Linked DNA regions of Homo sapiens: region 2 is linked to region 1. A link is a contact called in ENCODE Hi-C or POLR2A ChIA-PET data. All regions are on one chromosome and are shown on one strand. Each heading gives the region's core, a stretch centred on a gene start or an enhancer-like site at or near the end of the contact. The rest is flanking DNA. Distances are from core to core; before and after follow the strand shown.

Region 1 (7,866 bases), core at 2,182-4,681:
GTGCTTTTTTTGGTTTTGTTTTTCCTTTAAAACAACCTGCAGAGAAAATCTAAATTAAACATTCGCAGGGACAGCGTTCTTACAATTTTTTAAATCTTCAAAATGTAATTTTAATTACACAAATAACACAGGCTCATAAGCCCACTGGAGGAAAATTATCAAATACTAAAAAAAGTAAAAGGGGAAAAACGAAAGTCACCCGTAATCCCACTAATCAGAGATGATCATTTAATGATAACATTTTAGTGATGCCTTTTGATAAGCAAAATGGGATCATACTGTTCATATTATTGTATAGCTTAGCCCTCACTTAACAGACATCTTCCTAGATTAATAAATACGGATCGCATTATTATCTTTATGGGCTGCAAGATAAATAATAACCATATTGAGCATCTAATGGTAGATTATGTCCATCCTTTGTTCCCATCTCACTCAGAGCCTCAGTTTTCTCACCTGTAAAAGGGACAATTCATACTGTTATTTAACGGACTGAAATGAGGTAATGCTTGTAAACCTGTTAGCACAATGCCTGACAGTAAATGCTCAGCCCATTAAGAAGAGCCATTATTATCCATCTAATAAATAAATAAATTCCAACATTTATTAAGTTCTTCCTCTGTGCCAGGTATTGTGCTAAGGGTTCATTTAATCCTGACACCAGGCCGGGTGTGGTGGCTCACATCTGTAATCCCAGCACTTTGGGAGGCTGAGGCAGGTGGATTGCTTGAGGTCATGAGTTCAAGACCAGCCTAACCAACATGGTGAAACCCTGTCTCTACTAAAAATACAAAAATTAGCCAGGCGTGGTGGCATACGCCTGTAGTCCCAGCTACTCAGGAGGCTGAGGCAGGAGAATCACTTGAACCCGGGAGGTGGAGGTTGCAGTGAGCCAAAACTGCACCACTGCACTCCAGCCTGGGCGACAGAGCGAGACTCTATCTCGAAAAAAAAAAAAAATCCTGACACCAAACCAATGAGGTAAGTACTATCATTATTCCCATTTTTCAGATGGGAATAAACTGAGTGACCAAGAGGCTGAATATCTTCTCCAAAGCCAAAGAACCAGGCAGTGGCAGAGATCCAAACCCAAGCGATTTGGGTGCCAGGGCTCAAGCACTTCCCCATGCAGCCACTGCCTCGAGAAATAAAAAGACTCACCAGACACTTCCTCTGTGCTAGGTGCTTTGAGTTCCTGCGCATGTTTCCAGGGGTGGGCATGAGACAAGACAGCCAGTCTCACTACATTGTTAGAATGACAGCCTCCAGCTCTTGTCATCCAGGATATCATTGTGCCTGTTTTAATTTTACTGAACCACACAGCATGTTAAAAACAAAACAAAACAAAGCAAAAAGCCTTCCCTGCTCTGCTTGATCATGGATACTCCTTGATGATCTTGGGTTCTCAAGATCTGTCTTTACATGGCTTTCCTTCACCAGTGAGGCTCTGAACTTCTTGGGAGCACTCCTCCCCAGATCTCTTTAATCAAGACCTGTACCTGGCTCCATGTAGGTACCAAATAAATTGATGAGCAAATGAATGAATGTATGAGTAAATAAGTGGGTGAATGACAATAAATGGATATGTGATAGAGAAATGAGTGAATAAACAGAACCAGTGAGTGAGTGAGTGAATGAATGAGTGAATGAATGAATGAACTCCTTGGGGCAGGGCATGGGTTTGACTAACACCTAAGGACTATTCTAAGAAGAACCTCTGACCTTTACTGTGTGTGCGCCGTTATGCCAGCGTCTGCTCCTGGGTTGCCGATAGGTAATGACTTCCTTTCTTAGGACTGCCCCCCAACCTCCTTATTCTTGGAGCCTGGGCACACGCACAGCTGGGTGGCCCTTCAGCTGATACTGCCTTAACTGCTTTAACTCTGCCTGCTGTGCTGTCCAGGCTTCTGCAAATAGCCCAGGTGTGGCCATCCTCCAGAGGCCTCCAACATTAACTGTGAAGGGCCCGGAATAAAACCTAGTATTAGTAGGCCAGGCGCAGTGGCTCACGCCTGTAATCCCAGTACTTTGGGAGGCCGAGGCGGGAGAATCACCTGAGGTCGGGAGTTCAAGACCAGCCTGACCAACATGGAGAAACCCCGTCTCTACTAAAAATACAAAATTAGCCGGGCGTGGTGGCGCATACCTGTAATCCCAGATACTGGGGAGGCTGAGGCAGGAGAATCGCTTGAACTTGGGAGGCGGAGGTTGCGGTGAGCCGAGATGGTGCCACTGCACTGCAGCCCAGGGAACAAGAGCGAAACTCTATCTCAAAAAAAAAAAAAAAAAAAATCTAGTATTAGTAAACGCAGGTGTTTAACAATGTCACCACTACATGTCAGGGAACACTGATAAACTAAGAGAGAGCACGGGACCTGCCTGGGTGTGGCTGCTGTACTTGCAAGACATCTTCCCTCTCTGAGTTTCAGCATGCCGGCATTTGGCACTAAGTTGTCGTTCAACATATATGGAATGAATGAACGAAAGGGAGAGTTGGAGTTAATAACACCTTGCATAGAATAAACCCCGTCGGTTCTTAACCCGAAGAGAGTCGAGACCCAGAGCCCTTTTCCTTCCCTGCCGCCACGGTGCCCACGGAGGGGGCGTGGTTGATCTCCCTCACAGCTCCGTCGGGACCAGAGACCCGGGGACCTTTTACACCCAGGGTCCGCGCAAAGTGTCGGCCTAGCCAGTGGTTGGGTGGCGCCCGGGCCTCCAGGCAGTCTTCCAGGGGTCGGCGAACGAAACGCGGAGCTCGGGAGCGACCCGGCGGGGCCAGGCACGGGCAGAAGGGCCAAGAGGGCCACAGGTGGGCGCGGAGCGGCCGGAGTGGGCGGGGACTGGATGAGAGGGGCGGGGTCTAGGAGAGAGGGGCGGGGCGGCGGCCACAAACCCGCAGGCACGCCGCCGGCCGCCGTTTAGTCCCAGAGATAGAAAAAAGTAGAGGTAGGAGGGCGCGGCGGCTCACGCCTGTAATCCCAGCACTTTGGAAGGCCGAGGCGGGCGGATCACGAGGTCAGGAAATCGAGACCATCCTGGCTAACAGGGTGAAACCCCGTCTCTACTAAAAATACAAAAAATTAGCCGGGCGTGGTGGGGGGCGCCTGTAGTCCCAGCTACTCGGGAGGCTGAGGCAGGAGAATGGCGTGAACCCGGGAGGCGGAGCTTGCAGTGAGCCGAGCTCGCGCCACTGCACTCCAGTCTGGGCGACAGAGCGAGACTCCGTCTCAAAAAAAAAAAAAAGAACACCAGTAAGCCTCTACCGCAGGCCCTACACAAGCAGGCCCTTGTACTCACTGGCATCGCCCTCCCGGGGCCGCCAGGAATGAGGCACTGAGATCCCACCCCAAGCCGCTGGGGGCGCCATTCGACTTCGCTCCTACGGAAATGGGGCTTCGATGTCTTTCTGCGCTTGCGCGGCACGGAAACTCACTTCCGGCCCTGCGCACTCAGGGTCTGAGGCAGCTAGTAGCCGGGTGAGTGGAGGCTGGAGTTTTCTCGGACAGTGAACTCTACCGCCCCGTGAGACCCTGCCCTATGTGTCGCGGGAACACATGTCACCCCACAGCTCTCTTTGAGTGACCTCCCGACCACCCATTCCTGCCTAACCCTAGCATTCCTTCCTCAGCCTCAAGGTCCCAGTGCTACCCTCTCCCCCACGACCCCTTTAGACGGGCATGCGACCTCCACACACGCCTCACTTTATGTGATAGTCAGACTAGTCGCATCTCTCTGTCCTCCCTCAGTTGCCTTTTCAGAGGCTACCTCCCCTGTAGAGCCTTTGTTGGGGGATGAGGAGTGTCTTGGGTCGAGAACAGGCCCCTGTAACCCACTGAGCGCCCCTTCATTCCGTCTCTCTCCGCCCTTTGTAGAGGGTCACCATGAAGTTCAATCCCTTCGTTACCTCGGACCGCAGTAAAAACCGCAAACGTCACTTCAATGCCCCCTCACACGTGCGCAGGAAGATCATGTCATCCCCGCTCTCCAAGGAGCTGCGGCAGAAGTACAATGTCCGCTCCATGCCCATCCGCAAGGACGACGAGGTCCAGGTACGTCTCCCTCCGGCGCTAGTGGCGCTCGGACACCGTTGCCTAAGAACGTCATGCGTGGAGCAGTCACAGACTCACATGCCTCAGGACTCTGGAAAGTAGTGTGACCCTTCAGATGTGTTAGGCCAGAGATAGGGTTCAGAGCCACCAGAGAGTGCCTGCGTTGCTTTAGAGCATTTAATTATTTAATAGTAATAGTAAAATTTAATAAAACAGTATGTCAACCAAGCAAAAACCTGCTTTTTTGTTTGTTTTGTAGAGATAGGGTCTTGCTATGTTGCCCAGGCTGGTCTCTGAACTCCTGGCCTCAAGTGATCCTCCCACCTCAGCCTCCCAAAGCACTGGGATTACAAGTGTGAGCCACCGTGCCCCACCAAAAATACTTTTGATTTAACCTTCTGGCTGCTAGTTTGCCAAGTGTTGTTGCCCAGGGTGGCTTGTTGAACCAGACTGTAGGGGAAGGTGCTGCAGTGAGAGTAGTGTTTTAGTGTATTTGGGTGTAGTGGGATTGATGGACAGAGATTTGTGGGAGCTGGCCATGTGATAGCATTGGATTTGGCAGGAGAACTGGTAAAGATGCAGCGAGTCACTCTTTCATAATTTCTAAAAGACTGGCCCATGTGAGAACGTACAAGCCCTCTGTTCTCTGTGATTGGAGCTTAGAATGCATGAGAGGAGGGAAGGGAGTTGGATATGAGTGAAATAAGCAGGGGCTAGATTCATTCCTCAAAGGAATATTTATGGAGCACTTACCAGAGATTGTTCTAGGACAAGATTGACGAGGCCCTTGTTCTCATGGAGATCACGTTTTAGAGCAGGGTTTCCTAGCCTCAGCTCTATTGATATGTTGGACTGGATAATTGTTGTGGGGGGTGGGGGGTGGGGGCTGTCCTGTGCATTGTAGAATGTTTAGCAGCGTCCCTGGCCTCTCCCCACTAGATGCCAGTGGCACTCCCTCCCTTCACAGTTGTGACAAGCAAAAATATTTCCAGATATTGCCAAATGCTCCCTGGGGGGCAAAATCAACTCTTCCCTCACTCAGTTAAGAGCTATTGTCTTAGAGAATGAAATGACATAAGGTGATGAGGCTTGGTGTATCATCTGAGACACTGGGACTCTTTGAAGGTTTGGGGATATGTTAAGGAGGAAAAAATGTGGAGTTAAGCCGGAAGTGTGACAGGAAGAGTGGAAAGAGTAGTTCAGAGGTATGATCAGCAGTTTCAACCCCCTCTCTCCTGGATCCTTCCCATCAGACATGTTCTAGAATGGGGGAATTGCAAATACTTATAGGGGATAGGTAGGGATAGAAAATGGCAAACTGGAAAGCTCAAGCCTCACATATAAGATATAATCATCTACCTTTAGCCCATTGATGCCTGGGGGAAATGCAGGCCCATTGTTAGATTCTTGGATTTTCAAAGAGAGCTGGAAAATTTGGATTCACTTCCCTAGCCCACATTTCCTTCCAGCTACTACACTTTGTTCTCTATTCATAACCAACCTCCTCAAGAGAGCTGTCTACACTTCCTCATCTCCCATTCACTCTTGGATTCTCTTCAGTCTATTCCCTGTCCCCACTACATTATAGAACCTACTTTGACGTAGATCACTAATAATCCCTTCGTGACTGAATCCAGTGGACACATCTAGCATCTCTTTCTGCTCTGTGTTCTCTACGTAGGTAAAGAATAGGTAATAATCCGTTCTTAGAGCTTTAAATGTCTGCTGTGTGCTAACAACTCCCTCTTTTATATCCCAGTCCAGACCACTTTAGACAACCTGTATATCTGACTACCTATAACACAGACCTATAGATCTGACTACCTACTGAACATCTCTATTTAGGTAGCCCATTGACATTTCAAGCTTCTTAAGAGTACTCTTGATCCTAACACTCTCACTGCCTCCAGAATCCAACTCTACTCCCATCTTCCACATCTCCAGTAAGTGCCATTTATATCTCCCCAGCTGCATATGCCCCTAAACCTTTGTTATCTTTAACAACGCTCCTTAACCCCCTCTTGTAATCTACCATCAAGGCTTGTTGATTCTACCTCCAAAGTAAGTCTTGAACCTATTTCCTGTCCAGTTCAAGGCAGCATTGCAGTTCCCTCTTTTACCTTTGTCCATTTTCCACAGAGTGGTATTATTTGCAAATCAGGTCCTATTTAAAACCTTTGGCAGGCTGGGCATGATGGCTCACGCCTGTAATCCTAGCAGTTTGGGAGGCCCAGGCGGGTGGATCCCCTGAGCTCAGGAGTTTGAGACCAGCCTGGGAAACATGGTGAAACTCCATCTCTACTAAAAATACAAAAAATTAGCCAGGCGTGGTGGTGCACACCTGTAATCCCAGCTACTCGGGAGGCTGAAGCATGACAATCGCTTGAACCCGGGAGGCGGAGGTTGCAATGAACCGAGATTGTGCCATTGCACTCCAGCCTGGGTGACAGAGTGAGACTCTGTCTCAAAAACAACAACAACAACAACAAAAAACGGCCAGGCACAGTGGCTCACGCCTGTAATCCCAGCACTTTGGGAGGCTGTGGCAGGCAGATCATGAGGTCAGGAGATTGAGACCATCCTGGCTAACACGGTGAAACCCATCTCTACTAAAAATATAAAAAATTAGCTGAGCGTGGTGGTGGGCGCCTGTAGTCCCAACTACTTGGGAGGCTGAGGCAGGAGAATGGCGTGAACCCGGGAGGGGGAGCTTCCAATGAGCCAAGATCATGCCACTGCACTCCAGCCTGGGTGACAGAGTGAGGCTCTGTCTCAAAAAAAAAAAAAAAAAAAAAAAATCCTTTGGCAGTTTTATATCTGCCAAAACTGACCTGTACATTTTACTGTATGTAAATGATGCCTCAGTTAAAAATAAAATGATTTCAAATTGTGTTCATTGCTATGAAGAAAATATAAAGGATGCTATGATATTGATTAAAGGACCTGGGAAGGCTTCTCTGAGGAACTAATACATTTAAGAGAAGACCTGAGAAATGAGGAGTTAGCCAGGTGCTTACCAATGGTGCCTGATGTGCTTATAAAATCTAAAATCATGGCCAGGCGCGGTGGCTCACGCCTGTAATCCCGACACTTTGGGAGGCTGAGGTGGGTGGATCACCTGAGGTCAGGAGTTCGAGACCAGCCTGGCCAACATGGTGAAACCCCACCTCTACTAGAAATACAAAAATTAGGTGTGGTGGCACACACCTGTAATCCCAAGTACTCGGGAGGCTGAGGCAGGGGAATCGCTTTAACCTAGGAGGTAGAGGTTGCAGTGAGCCAAGATTGCGCCACTGCACTCCAGCCTGGGCAACAGAGTAAAACTCGGTCTCAAAAAAAAAAAAAAAAATCTAAAATCATTGACTGCAAGGCCCTCTATGGGCCAATCCTGGTCTACTTCTCCATCCTCATCTCCTCCTAACCCCCATGTGCTCTACACTTTAACCACACTGGGCTTCTGGGGTCTTTAAATACACCTTGATCTTTTCTCCCGCTGGAATGTTCTCTCTGCCTGGAGTGCTCTTCCTTCTCTCCTTTACATAGGTAACTCCTCATTCTTCGGGTCCTACCTTAAATGTCCGTTCCTCAGAGAAGCCTTCCCAGATCCTTTAACCAATATTATAGCCTAGCATTCTTTATTTTTTCTTCGTAGCAGTAAGCACAATTTGAAATCATTTTATTTTTAACTGAGGCATAATTTACACACAGTAAAATGCACAGGTCAGTTTTGGCAAATGTAAAACCAAATAGCCATTACCCTAATTATGATTAGACCATTAAAAAGACCATTTTTAATCATCCCAGTAAGTTCCTATGT
Region 2 (7,866 bases), core at 1,730-4,229, 1.0 Mb after region 1:
GCAGGGAGAGCAGAGCCTGGGGGGGTTGTGGGTGGGCCTCCTGCCTGACCCAGGCCCTAGGGACAGGGAGGACAAAAGCAAAGGAAGGGCTGGCTCCCCTCTATGTCTGAGCAGACCAGCCAGATGAGGCTGGAATCTGTTTTCTAGAATTTGCCTTAGTCCCAGGGAAAAAATTCCATCCGGGAGTTTGCTCATTCATTCATCTATTTATTTCTTCAACAAATATTTGTTATTCTTAGGCCCCGAGGATGCTGTGGGGACAAGACAGGTAAAGGCTCTGTCCTCTTGGCATTTATGTTCTGGAGACAAAGGCCTGGGTTTGAGCCCTGGGATGTATGTGTGTGTGTGTGTGTGTGTGTGTGTGTGTGTGTGTGTGTTGCTGTGTCGGATTTTGGTGAGTCACTTCAGCTTCAGCAGTGCAGCCTTAGTGAAATGTGATGGGCGTCATTGGGAAGATCTCGGGAAAGAATGCCGTGAAAAGATAAGGCACTACTGTTATGCACAGAACCACTAATCTGAATTTGCGACTTTATAACTGTTACCCAAAGTTGTTGATCTGCAAAAGAGCATTGCATCAGGGAGTTTCTTTATTCATTCAGTCATTCATCCAACAAGTATTTGCACTGTCCCAGGCTCTGGGGACATTGTGGGGACAAATCCAGCAAAGTCCCTGTTCCCTTGGCATTTATGTCCTGGGAAAGGGAACTCATCAGACGGTCACCAAGTAAACACGTACATAAGTAGGAAAACATTAGTGCTAAGCCTCGAGGAAATTAAACCAGCTAATACAGTGCAGACTAGGAAGGAGTGGGGCTATGTTAACTGGGCGATTAGAGAAGGCCTCCTTGACAGGTGAGATTTAAACACATCTGAATAATGAGAAAACACAAGCCATGCTAAACTGTGAGGAGAAAGTATTCTGGACAGAGGAAATAGCACGTGCAAGTGTCCTGGGGCAAGACTGAGCTTGATAAATGTGCAAGGAAGAGCAGTGTGGCCGGGCACAGTGAGCCAGGGGGCGCACCTGAGCTCAGAGAGGTGGAGGGGCTGCACAAGACAAGACCTTGTTAGCCCAGTAGAGACTTTAGATTTTATTTCTAATTACACAGAGGGAGAGTCAGTGAAGAGTAGCTGCAGGGGAGGAATGGGACTGATTTGCGATCACCAGGACAACTGTGGGAAGAATAGATTGTAAAGGAGCCCGAGTGGGGCAGGAGAAGCCCTTAGGAGGGGATAGCAGTGGCGCTGGTGTCACTGGTGTCAGTGGAGGATGGCAGCAGAACCGGGCCACGTTAGCTCTTCGTGTCAGAGAGAACGTGGGCAGTGAGGAAGACACGTGCGCGTGACTTGAGAGTTGGCAAAGTCCCACGTGCCCTACTATTTTGGGAGGAAACACAATTTACAACGCATTACTAATCTCGTTCCCTTGGAACACTTCAGCAAAGGCAAAACTTTCATGAAGTCAGAAGGAAACAAGGCCAGTTCTAATCCTGCCTAGACACACAGAACCTTCAAAAGGAAGGTATCGATTACAAAGGGAGACTGTTACCCCAATCCCCTCCCTGTCCTCTGAAGTCTCATTGAAATTCTTTGCTTATCTGAAAGGGTATGAGATCCTGCTTCAACAAGTAAGGAGTGGTATTAATACTTAGTTGCATGAAACAGACTCTAATTCTGATCAAGCGGTGCTCTAATTTGGCGGGGGCGGGAAGGGCGGTTCTGGAAGGAAAATGAGATGGAAGTGATGATGCAGGCAACTTAATTAAGAGACTGGGCGCAAAACCCAGGTGTGTGTCTGTGTTGGTTTTGTGGTGTGGAGGCAGCAGGGGGAGGGAGGAAACACTCAGTTTTCCTGCTACCAGGTCTAGAGAATTGTATCTCAGTTCCCTGTAGGGGTGGGGCCCTCCCATTCCTTCAGGGTTGGGCCAGGTCCCCTGGGCCCAGGGTCCTTTCATTCACAAAGGACTGAAAATGGAGACAGCTGACATTATCTGAAGGCTGAACAATAGCCATAGAGCTCCACTGCCTGGTATCATAGCATTGAGCCCTGAACACCTTTCAACTTGGTACCATTATCACACCCTCTGTGGTAACCCACAAAGAATCCAATCTTCCCCTAATTCTCAACAAGAGCACAAGGATGTTACATTGTACTTTGAGGGTTAATAGCATTTATTTATTTGTTTAACATACACATTTAAAATATATCAATTTCTGTGTGTGGTTTTTTTTTTTTTTTTTTTTGAGATGGAGTCTTGATCTGTCGCCCAGGCTGGAGTGCAGTGGCGCCATCTCGGTTCACTGCAACCTCTGCCTCCCAGGTTCAAGCGATTCTCCCGCCCCAGCCTCCTGAACAGGTGGGATTACAGGCGCCCGCCACCACACCTGGCTAATTTTTATATTTTTAGTTGAGACGGAGTTTCGCCATGTTGGCCAGGCTGGTCTCCAACTCTTGACCTCAGGTGATCCGCGCGCCTCGGCCTCCCAGAGTGCTGGAATTTAGAGGCGTGAGCCACCGCACCCGGCCCACAATTTGTTTATTATAAAAAAGGAAATCTCTCTTCCCCTCAACACATAGAATTGGCCTGGGCCTCTTTCCCTCACAGAGCAGTCCTGGGGTTAGCACTTTGAAAGTTAGGGGACTTAGGAGCAAGGTGTGTTCCGGCTCCCCACTCCCCCCGAATCAGTCCCCTTTCCACTCTTGGGAACACAATGGAAGCTGCCAGAAGCTGTGGCAGAACTAGCGGAGGGTGAAGGAACAGCATTTCAGGCAGATGAGGTGGGTAGGCCCTTTCCTGACAGCCATCCCCGAGGTGTCCTCAGGGGACCATATGTCCCAGACCTGCTGCTGGCCAAATGGAATTCATGACTAGGAATATGCACCGTTTGGTTAACTGCGCTCCTGCAGCTGTTTGATGAGGGGTGGGGAGGGAGGAGCCAGTCACCTCTTTTGTGGGCTGAAATTCCATCTCACGTCATGGATCCTGGGCTCCCAGGCTGCGCACCCCCAAGCCCGCCTGCCTCTCTCCGCTTGCGCCGCGGCTCACGGGGGTTGGAGACGCACCTTCTCCACGTGCCGTTTTCAAAAAGCTCAGGCAGGGAGTCGTGTTTTGAGTTGAGGCTACTCACTTCACTTCTTGGTAATAATAAAAATTGAGGGAGGCGGCGTCGGGGGAAAAAAAGGGTTTCCTTCTTAAAGGGGAAGGGGGGAGATGAAAAGGGACGACTTTATCCGGGAGCTGTGACTGCCACCTGGTGGACAATGTCAGCTGAGCAAGACAAAGGCTCCCCGCTTCCAATCAGCCCTTCCTGCATTCTTCACTCTTCTGGTCGACTGTCTCCCTCCGGGAGAAGCTCCGTGGAGGGGAAGAGAGAAACAACCATAACACAGTGTGACGGATGCTGTGATTGGCGCGGTCTCGAATAGGGGCTCAGGCTGTGGCAGCCAGAGCCACACAGCCTGGGTTTGAGTCCCTGCCCCGGGACTTCCCTGCCGTAACTTTGGCTGAGCGACTTAACCTCTCCTGTGCCTCCTCCTTCTTATCTGTAAAACGAGGCTCACGGCCCCTACCTCACAGAATTGGCAGTTCCTGTCTCCTAGGTCGTAAGGATGGAATAACGCACTCCATGTACATACCGAGCACGGGTCTGGCTCAGAGACAGGGCTCAGAAATTGGCTGGTAGCATGGAGAGAAGCCTGGAGCCACGGGAACCTCTGGATGGTGTCAGGTGCTCTGCGGCCCACGGGGGCGGGGGAAGGACTAGTGAGCAGAAACTCCTCCTCGCCTTATCAGGTGAGAGAGACAGGCATGAACACTTGAATGAACAGAAAAGGCACGTTCCGGCCCCATGGTCTCCTTGGGGAGGTAGACTTGTACACAGGTGATTATAATTTGTAATAAGCATATTCTGGGATGGGATGCAGTGCCATAGGAGCTTCCCCACCTCGGGAGTGGGCAGACTTTGGGGAAACAGTGGAGGTGGCGCACGCTGGTACTGAGGGTTGGCCCCTTGCTGCAGGTGAAGGAGATGCTGGAGATGATGTCTAAGTGTTGAGATAAGCCACAGTCCTCTCCCCCTCTTACCAGAACACTCGAGTCCCAAGAGGCTGGTGGTGGTGGTGGTGGTGGTAGGGGGGCAGGTGCTGATATGAGGCTGAGGTGGGGGAGGGTGACAATAAACAAGTACACAGTAAATAAGAGAATTTCAGAGCATGGTAGAGACAATGTGTGAGGGAAGGCGCAAGGACAGAGCTGCTTTGGAGAGAGGGGTCCAGGATGGCAGCTCCCAAGAGGGGCCTTTAGGCTGAGATCTGCACCGTGAGAAGGTGTAAGCTGGGTGCACCCTCACTTATCAGGCTCTCGTGTCATCCTGCTGGGCATCCTGTTAGCAGCCCCGCATGCTGACTCTCGTGGAGAACAGGGAAGGCCCCAGGTGACTGGGACAGTGAGACAGCTCTGTGACTGTTCCATATGGACAGGCCAAAACAGGGTTTTAAGGCACAGTAGCTTCAGTCTCCTCTGTTGCCTACATCTCCTCCTTCCCTGTTCTTCTGTCTAAGCGGAAGGAGTTAGTATCAGATTTGATGTCTCTCCTACCAAAATAAACACTAGATTTAAAAATATATATTTTATATTTATATAAATATATATTCAAAAGGACTGGAGAGCTACTGAGGTGGTAAGACCTTGAGGCCGGTTGTGCACAGGTCTGGGCAGAAGACAAGCACCACGGTGATGCAATATCCAGCATGACTTCTCCTCCAGACATTGGCTGATCGTGAGTGACAGCCTAGAGGCTAAGACGCTGAGCTGTAGGTGGCCTCATGGGGTGTAAGGGACAAAAATAAGACCAGGTCCAGAAAGGGCCCTGATAAACACCCTGGACTTTCAACTGGGGCATTTAAGAGCGAGAGTCTAGAGAGTAAGACCAAACAAGATATACACTAGCCTTTGTAAAGACTGAACCCAGCTATAAATCAGCTTGATCCCAGATAAGGAATTAAGATGAACTTCCTCTACCTCAGCTGCCCACCAGAAACAAAAGTAAATTCTCTCTGGAGAATGATAACATTATCTGGAGTTTCAAATAATCTCTACAATTTTTATTACACACCATCTGGTATTTGATTTTAAAAATTTTTCCAGCATGCCAGAATTCAAAATCCAATGACTAAAAAATAAGAGAAACAAATGGCTTCGGTTACCATAATGGTAGTTTTAAATTTTCAATAGTTTTTTGTGGAACAGGTGGTGTTTGGTTACATGGATAAGTGCTTTCGAGGTGATTTCTGAGATTTTGGTGCATCCATCACCCAAGCAGTGTGCACTGTTGCTGCTACACCTGAGCAGTGTAGTAGACTACCCAATGTGTAGTATTTTACCCCTCACCCTCACTCCCACCCTTTCCCCTGAGTTCCCAAAGTGCACTGTATCATTCTCATCCTCCATCCTCATAGCTTAGCTCCAATTTATAAGTGAGAACATACAATGTTTGGTTTTCCATTCCTGAGTTACTTCACTTAGAATAATGGTCTCCAACTCCATCTAGGTTGCTGTGAATGCATTATTTTATTCCTTTTTATGGCTGAGTAGTATTCCATGGTGTGTGTGTGTGCATATATATATATATATATATATATATATATATATATACATTTTCTTTATCCACTCGTTGCTGAATGGACATTTGGACTGGTTCCATATTTTTGCAATTGCAAATTGTATGGCTATAAACATGCATGTGCAAGTGTCTTTTTTTTTTTTTTTTAAATAAAATGACTTCTTTTCCTTTGGGAAAATACACAGTAGTGGGATTGCTGGATCAAATGGTAGATCTACTTTTGGTTCTTTAAGAAATCTCCCAACATGGCACATATATACATATGTAACAAACCTGCACGTTGTGCACATGTACCCTAAAACTTAAAAAACTTAAAGTATAATAATAATAAAATTAAAAAGAAATCTCCACGCTGTTTTCCATAGTGGTTGTACTAGTTTATATCCCCAACAGCAATGTGAAAGGCTTCCCTTTCCACCACATCCACAGCAACATTACCTATTTTTTAATTATGGCTATTCTCGCAGGAGTAAGGTGTTGGCGCATTGTGGTTCTGATTTGCAGTTCCCTGATCATTAGTGATGTTGAGCATTTTTTTGTGTTTGTTGGCCATTTGTATATCTTCTTTTGAGAATTTTTTCTTCATGTCTTTAGCCCACTTTTTGATGGGATTATTTGTTTTGTTTTTCTTGCTGATTTGAGTTTCTTGTAGATTCCAGATATTAGTCCTTTGTTGGAAGTATAGATTGTAAAGATTTTCTCCCACTCTGTGGGTTGTCTGCTTACTCTGCTGATTATTTCTTTCTTTTTAGTTTAATTAAGTACCATCTATTTACCTTTGTTGCATTTGTTTTAGGGTTCTTCGTCATGAAGTCTTTGCTTAAGCCAAAGTCTAGAAGGGTTTTTCCAATGTTATCTTCTAAAATATTTATGGTTCCAGGTCTTAGATTTAAGTCCTTGATCCATCTTGAGTTGATTTTTGTATAAGGTGAGAGATGAGGATCCAATTTCATTCTTCCACCTGTGGCTTGCCAATTATCCCAGCACCATTTGTTGAATAGGATGTCCTTTCCCCACTTTATGTTTTTGTTTGCTTTGTCAAAGATCAGCTGGCTGTATTTGACTTTATTTCTGAGTTCTCTATTCTGTTCTGTTGGTCTATGTGCCTATTTTTATACCAGAGTACCATGCTGTTTTGGTGACTATATGCTTATAGTATAGCTTGAAGTTGGAAAATGTGATGCCTCCAGATTTTTTTTTTTTTTTTGCTTAGTCTTGTTTTGGCTATGTGAACTTTTTTTTTTTTTTTTGGTCCCATATGAATTGTAGGGTTGCTTTTTCTAGTTCTGTGAAGAATGATGATGGTAATTTGATGGGAATTGCATTGAATTTGGCAGTATGGTCATTTTCACAATGTTTTTGGCAGTATGGTCATTTTCACAATATTGATTCTACTCATCCATGAGCATGTGATGTGTTTCCATTTGTTTGTGCCACCTGTGATTTCTTTCAGCAGCATTTTGTAGTTTTCCTTGTAGAGGTCTTTCGCCTCCTTGGTTAGGTGTTAGGTGTATGCCTAAGAATTTTATTATTATTATTATTTTTTGCAGCGATTGTAAAAGGGGTTGAGTTCTTGTTCTGATTCTCAGCTTGGTCGCTGTTGGTGTATAGCAGTGCTATTAATTTGTGTACATTGGCTTTGTATCCTGAAACTTTACCGAATTCATTTATCAGATCTAGGTGCTTGTTGGATGAGTCTTTAGGGTTTTCTAGGTATATGATCATATTATTGGCAAAGAGTGACAATTTGATTTCTCCTTTACCAATTTGGATGCCCTTTATTTCTCTTGTCTGATTGCTCTGGCTAGGACTTCCAGTACTATGTTGAATACAAGTGGTGAAAGTGGGCATCCTTGTCTTGTTCCAGGTCTTAGGGGGAAATGCTTTTAACTTTCCCCCATTCAGTATAATGTTGGCTGTAAGTTTGTCATCGATGGCTTTTATTACGTTAAGGTATGTCCCTTCTATGTCGATTTTGCTGAGGGTTTTAATCATAAAGTGACGCTGGATTTTGTCAAATGCTTTTTCTGTGTCTATTGAGATGATCGTGTGATTTTTATTTTTAATTCTGTTTATGTGGTGCATCACATTTATTGACTTGTGTATGTTAAACTATCCCTGCATCCCTGGTATGAAACCCACTTGATCATGATGGATTATCTTGTTGATATGTTGTTGGATTCGGTTAGCTAGTATTTTGTTGAGGAATTTTGCATCTATGTTTATCAGGAATATTGGTCTGTA

The links. Hi-C counts contacts between places; a loop is a spot of excess contacts on that map. ChIA-PET counts read pairs that join two places held with the same protein, here RNA polymerase II (POLR2A). Pooled maps may share reads with other maps.
Region 2: a loop to region 1 is called in a map of CD4-positive, alpha-beta T cell, with 4 times the contacts of the local background. The contact joins the enhancer-like site here to the promoter of RPL26L1 in region 1. A Hi-C loop is called at or near these places in 1 of 168 maps with a recorded cell type or tissue (CD4-positive, alpha-beta T cell) and 2 of 50 pooled maps. POLR2A ChIA-PET finds 5 or more read pairs at or near these places in 2 of 52 experiments (PC-9 and naive thymus-derived CD8-positive, alpha-beta T cell).

Annotation. Positions count from the first base shown.
Region 1 is chr5:172,955,993-172,963,858 of GRCh38, forward strand. RPL26L1 (ribosomal protein L26 like 1) reads left to right here and starts at 3,432. Exons shown (of 4, transcript NM_016093.4): 1 at 3,432-3,476; 2 at 3,873-4,049. The coding sequence starts at 3,882. RPL26L1-AS1 (RPL26L1 antisense RNA 1) reads right to left here and starts at 3,376. Exons shown (of 4, transcript NR_026682.1): 1 at 3,298-3,376; 2 at 2,147-2,265; 3 at 1,162-1,310; 4 at 1-36. RefSeq lists an enhancer at 1-278.
Region 2 is chr5:173,970,097-173,977,962 of GRCh38, forward strand. No RefSeq gene overlaps it. Among named protein-coding and RNA genes, the nearest start is that of C5orf47, 15 kb to the right of the region's middle. RefSeq lists an enhancer at 3,096-3,175. Within about 2 kb of position 2,980, at least 13 of the 41 ENCODE cell types and tissues checked have a DNase peak (open chromatin) inside an H3K27ac peak, as active enhancers do.